2 separate regions of the Homo sapiens genome follow, and region 2 is linked to region 1. A link is a loop called in an ENCODE intact Hi-C map of the cell type or tissue named here. Cell type or tissue: IMR-90. All regions are shown on one strand. Links, peaks and the distances in the headings refer to the core of each region. The heading gives the core; the rest is flanking DNA. Region 1 overlaps SCN7A (sodium voltage-gated channel alpha subunit 7). Region 2 overlaps SCN9A (sodium voltage-gated channel alpha subunit 9).

Evidence for each region. Hi-C counts contacts between places; a loop is a spot of excess contacts. Peaks named below come from ENCODE experiments on the same cell type or tissue, not always from the same donor. Only the 100,000 strongest peaks of a DNase experiment are listed, where the experiment ranks them.
Region 2: a loop joins it to region 1, with 6 times the contacts of the local background. A loop is called at or near these places in 13 of 110 quality-filtered maps.

What each region holds. Positions count from the first base shown.
Region 1 is chr2:166,418,415-166,421,242 of GRCh38, forward strand. It overlaps SCN7A (sodium voltage-gated channel alpha subunit 7), which reads right to left. Exons shown (of 26, transcript NM_002976.4): 20 at 2,776-2,828. Among named protein-coding and RNA genes, the nearest start is that of SCN9A, 44 kb to the left of the region's middle. In IMR-90, for the core only: a CTCF peak has its summit at 1,363 (motif pointing left); a DNase peak (open chromatin) is centred at 1,337.
Region 2 is chr2:166,360,140-166,362,967 of GRCh38, forward strand. All of the region lies in intron 1 of SCN9A (sodium voltage-gated channel alpha subunit 9), which reads right to left. Among named protein-coding and RNA genes, the nearest start is that of SCN9A, 14 kb to the right of the region's middle. In IMR-90, for the core only: a CTCF peak has its summit at 1,292 (motif pointing right); a DNase peak (open chromatin) is centred at 1,712; H3K27ac peaks cover 308 bases.

The sequences.
Region 1 (2,828 bases), core at 35-2,534:
AATCACTGTGCCTGGCCTCTCTTAATTTTATACTTTTGATTTCCCTCTCCTGACCTTCTTTCACTTTCTTCCTGAGGCACCACTGATTCTGTTTTCTACCATTCTAACCTTCCCTTCCTTCAGCCATTACTAGATACTAATCCTTTTGCCTGCATACTCTTCCTTATGTTCCATAGTTGCCTGTCTTTGAATTAATATTTAGGCTTTTAACTATGATTTCAGTAACACTTTTATTTCTAAAACTAGATCACAGATCTTTTGTTAATACTTTTAAATATTTTGAAAGGTCCATTAATTGTTCTGCTGAAGAAAAATGCCATGTCTTTTAGAAAATCTACATATAAAGAATAAAAAGAGTGGATATAGTTGACACATATATTTGAAAAGTAGACAGCACCTAAGACCTTAAACTTATTAAATACATAAATCATTAATTTTGTAAGCATGTAACTTCCTAATATACTCAATGATATATCTTCAGAGATAATTTACAGAACTTCCAGAGGTGGAGATGAGGCTTCAGGTCTGAACCTGACTTTGACCTAAGCATGGCTACTATTTTCCTGACCTTGAATTGTCCACAGCCATTGTTTCATTGCCATTCTAATGAATGTACAGCATTAAATGGTACAGGGCCTAATTTCTGACAGAGTCAGTTTCCCTGGCAAATCTCTTCCTCCTTTTCTCTAAATTGGGGCAGACAACTTGCTGATTTTGTTACTTTTTTTTCCTCCCTATATGTCTAAACTTATTAGGAAAAAGAACTGGTATTATCCCGTTTTTTGAAAATAAAAAAGAGTTTATTTTAGTTACATATTTACTTAGGGGGGTGTGTGTGTGTGTGCATGTGTATTTTGAGTAAATAGGCCCTCTGTAGTTTACATGTCAGAATATTCTATAATGTTTTCCTATCACTAAACTGTATTTATACTGGAAATGTGGCTGTCTTTTTTTTTTTTTTTTGAGACAGTCTCACTCTGTCACCCAGTCTGGAGTGCAGTGGAGCAATCTCGGCTCACTGCAGCCTCGACCTCCCAGCCTTAGGTGATCCTCTCACCTCATCTCACCTCAGCATCTCAAGTAGCTGGGACTACACTTGCACACACCACACCTGGCTAATTTTTGTATTTTTTGTAGAGACAGGGTCTTACTGTGTTACCCGGGCTCGTCTCAAACTCCTGAGCTCAAGCAATCTGCTGGCCTCGGTCTCCCAAATTGCTAGGATTAGAGGTGTAAGCCACCGTGCCTAGGCTGTTTTGTCATTTTAACTTCAATCTTATCAAACCATTCAACCACCTTATTTTCAGCTTATTTGCCACCTTATTTTGGTTTAAAAGCACTGGGCAATATCACCACCTTGTGGATCTTCATGATATGGTTAAATGAAGTCTGTTTCTTATTATATGTTACAATTACTATTTTAGATTTTTTGTTTTTGAGGTGTATAATTGGAATTTTGCCACATTTGGAATTTTATGTATTTACTACATAATCAAAATATTAATTTCCCAACACAAATAAATCAAATGTATTTAAGAAACAGATAGATCAGGCCTAAGTACTATTATAATGAGTCAACGATACATTTGTATGAATTACAAGAATATTATAATGAATCACGGGCTAAGTATACATATACAAATATAACTAATGTACTTAAGTACTTTACACAATCATAAAAGTGAAATTATTAAAATTTCTGAAATTATTTTTTTAAATAAAATACATATTTAAAATCATTTATATTTCTGTTTGTATTTATAGAGAAAAATAAACATCCACATTTCACCAAGTGGAAGGAGTTTAAGTGTTATGGTTTCTTAATTAATAACAGTTTAAATGTAACACATAATACAATAAACTATAGGGATAAAGGTTAAACGTTAATAATTTTCTCACTGGATTCTACCATAGCAATGAATATGTGATATTACGTAGTAATTAAAGTGGCAGACTGATATGAAAAAAATCTATGTAAATAAAAATGCAAAAACACATAAATGTATTATAAAATAAAAGGTACATTTGAACGTATTCTCCCATTTCTGTATACAATGGGTCACTGTATAGCTACATACTTATACTACTTGTGGTGGTCACAGACTCCATTTTTTTCTATTAGGTCGAGCATTATGGGATTTCCATTTCAGGTACAAAAGATTGAACACCGGCCTTTTATAATATTCAATCTATTTTCTTTACATTTTTCAGACATTGGCCATTTTATAATATTCAATCTATTAATTTTCTTTACATTGTTCAGAAGAGGTTTTAACATGTGAGTGATGAAGACAGGAGAGGTAAGAAATCATCACTTGTGATTGTGACATTAAAAAAGTAAATTTATCTTAAAATTCAAACTTTTCTTTCATTCAGTGAGTAACCACTTAGGGTATACAATGTTTGTATAATTTTAAAGTTTGTTAACTGATCCAAGTTTCATTTTCTGACAACCGTATTTTTAAAATGGAGACAATTTTGGTAATATGCATATGTATATGGGGTAGAAATATATTTTTAAAACTATATTTTCTCTCTCAAATACTAGTTTCTTTTACTTGTCTGTATTGGTTTTTATACTTTATGAGGAATAAGAACCTAGAATCTTAATAAACATACCTATTCCTCTCTATTTCTAAGCAATGAAACGTAAAGTTTTTGTTGTATTAATACTGTTAAAGGTACAAACGAGAAGAAAACAAAGCTTCCCAATTTGTGCAAATTTAGTAATTCCAAATAAAAATTTGTAGATTAGCTTAGAAACTTATCTCTTACCTTCATTCTTTCAAATTGAGATAGAACTCTGAGGGGCCGAAGGAATTTCATGG
Region 2 (2,828 bases), core at 182-2,681, 58 kb before region 1:
GAACCCGGGAGGTGGATTGTAGTGAGCTGAGATCGGGCCATTGCACTCCAGCCTGGGCAACAAGAGCGAAACTCTGTCTCAAAAAAAAAAAAAAAAGAAAAAAAAAAAAAGAAATTAAAGTTTATAATCTTAAGAAGTGTATTACCCTGGGAAAACTTAAGATTAGTGTCAACATTTGCTGGCATATCTGAACGTTTTAATAAAAAATTCATAAAGTCTTATCTGTACAGCATGTATAAAGGAAGACAGAAAATACTTCTTAGTTCACGTTAAATCCCATCTCTCTGTTAGTTAAGACTTTATTGAGAGCACAAAATTATCACAGACTTATGGCTGCAGAACAGGTTCTATACCCTTATTTAAATAATTAGAGAGAAAATGTATTTCCAATATTATTATACATGTATCCACTTCCCTCAAAACATCAACATGATTTAGGAGAAAGTGCATAGTAATAACTTTGGCACCAGGCAGACTTAGGTTTGAATTTCCTGTTTATTCCATATAATTAGCTCTGCAGCATTATGCAAATTCCCCATAAATGAAAGAGAGAAATATATCTGTCTTATAAAGTTATCATGTAGAATAGAAATGGTTTTGGTAAAGTGCCTACCACAGTGCCTAGGCTAAATAAATAACAGCAAGATTATTATCCTTCTTCCCTATACAGACTGAAATTTTTAAATAATAAGCCATGAGTTGGCCAATAAACACAAAACCTTACGAAAATCTTATGTGGAGTATATTTGTTACCTATGTTTTATCTTGCCAAACATGTTTATGGCTTTAATTTAAAATATAGATCTGCAGTAAAATAGTAAGACAGCATAACCCAGTTGTTAAATTCATGGCTCCAGAGTGAGAGAGGCATGGGTTCACATCCCATCTCTACTGCTTACTAGCTTATGTCCTTGGGGAATTTAATTAACTTCTCTAAAGCTCAGTTCTTATATAGCAAACCGGAGCTGAAAATGATAATCCTTTAAGGTTATTTTAGTGGAAAAAATTAGACACTGAATTTTAATAACTTAGCACATTTCCTGTTACACTTTCAGTGCACAATACATTGTAACTGTTATTATTAGTGATTTTAGCAACTTTCTTCTAAGTTGATTTTGTATACCTAAAGCTAATGTTCTTAGGAACGAGAATATATTTGCTTACTTTATAATAGAAAAGCTTTTGTATTGCATATACAAAACCTTTTCTTCTTAGGGAGCTTTCAACTCAGAATATTTTAAAGACTAAAATGTATGCTTATAGCAAAACCAAGACTACATTGCCTTCTACCAACAGGTGGCAATATATGCCACACACAGCCATTTTAGTCCTGCCAATACAAAGTTCATTAGTTTATTCAGTGTCTACAGGATGTGGGCCTTGCTTTCAAGGTTATATAAATTCTTAAATCCATCAGGTTTGATAAATGTGGATACACTGAACACACCGAGGATGTTGAAAGATTTAATAACAAAAACATTGGAATATCATGGGAACCAAAGAAAAATAATAAAATGATCGAAAGTAAGAAAATAATAAATGTGGCAAGTGCATAAAAGTTTAATCATTGACAGTAATGATGACCCTCTAGGACTGAGCAGAATTATGCAAAAGTTTAAAATAATGAGCTTAGGCAATAGCCAGCAAGATACAAGGAACATTGTTTTTTTAAAAAAATGAAAATGCTCTAGCATGAGTCAGAGGATTTTTCATTAGCAGCGGATGCTCCAGAACTTAATGCTAAAGTGAGAAAAGACTAGGTATTCATTCAAGAAGGCAAAATCCAAGCACAGTAACAGCTGCTGATGAAATATTCCTGATGGGGCAGGAATTGTTAAAAGCCCTTTAATTCAATATCAAAATAAGTGAGTTAAGAAGCATGCATGCCAAAGTATTCTTTGGAACATTTGTGGACATTGTCAAAACTAGTGACATCTACTCATAAGATTTTTGATGAAGACATTGTTTGAGAATCTATATTAGCAAAGGAAGGGGGTAATCTGGTTTGAGGAGTCTAAAGGAACAGTTTATTTAGTGGAAATTCATCTGGAGATGGTAAAGTACTATGGTATAAATAACATGAGTTTACTAACAAACCTTTTGCAAACTAACATGTTCATAGATATGACTTCCTGTGTTTCTTATTTCTCTGCTCTCTCTTGGAACTAAAGGCTGTGATTATGGCAAGGTATCTAGGAACCCTCACCATAATCTGGGAATATGATGAAACTCATGTGATATTGTTTAAAATGCATTCTCTTTCTGTTGTTGTTGTTAAAAATATATTCAAAGATAAAGGGTATGGCTATTTTTTTAAGGGTGAATTAAATGTGTGATAGTATTTCTTACTTTCTGCCATTTTGGGGCAGAATTTTCAGAACCTCACAGATATAAATAGGATTGGAGTCATGAAGAATATTCCAAATTAGATAACAATCACAGGATCACAAATGAATAGGAAGAAAATAATTCCTATCCTTCCTCAAATTTATATTCCAGAAGGAAGTGTTTTGCCTAAACATTTGCTTTATCTCAGAATCCAAGACTCCTGATCAAATTTATATTCCAGAAGGAATTAAAATTATTAAATTATTATTTTTAAATTTATTAGGAATATAACTTTGACCAGGAGGCTTGGATTCTGAGATAAAGCAAGTGCATAGGCAAAAACGGTTCACAACAATTCAATGACAAAGGTGCTTAACTTTTATTTACAGACTTCTTTTTATTATTCTAACTGATGAATTGACCTGTTCATTTTTTTAAATGTCCATATGTCATATTTTCATGAAAATGCAAAATTTACTTAGTGACCTGGAGTTTCCATA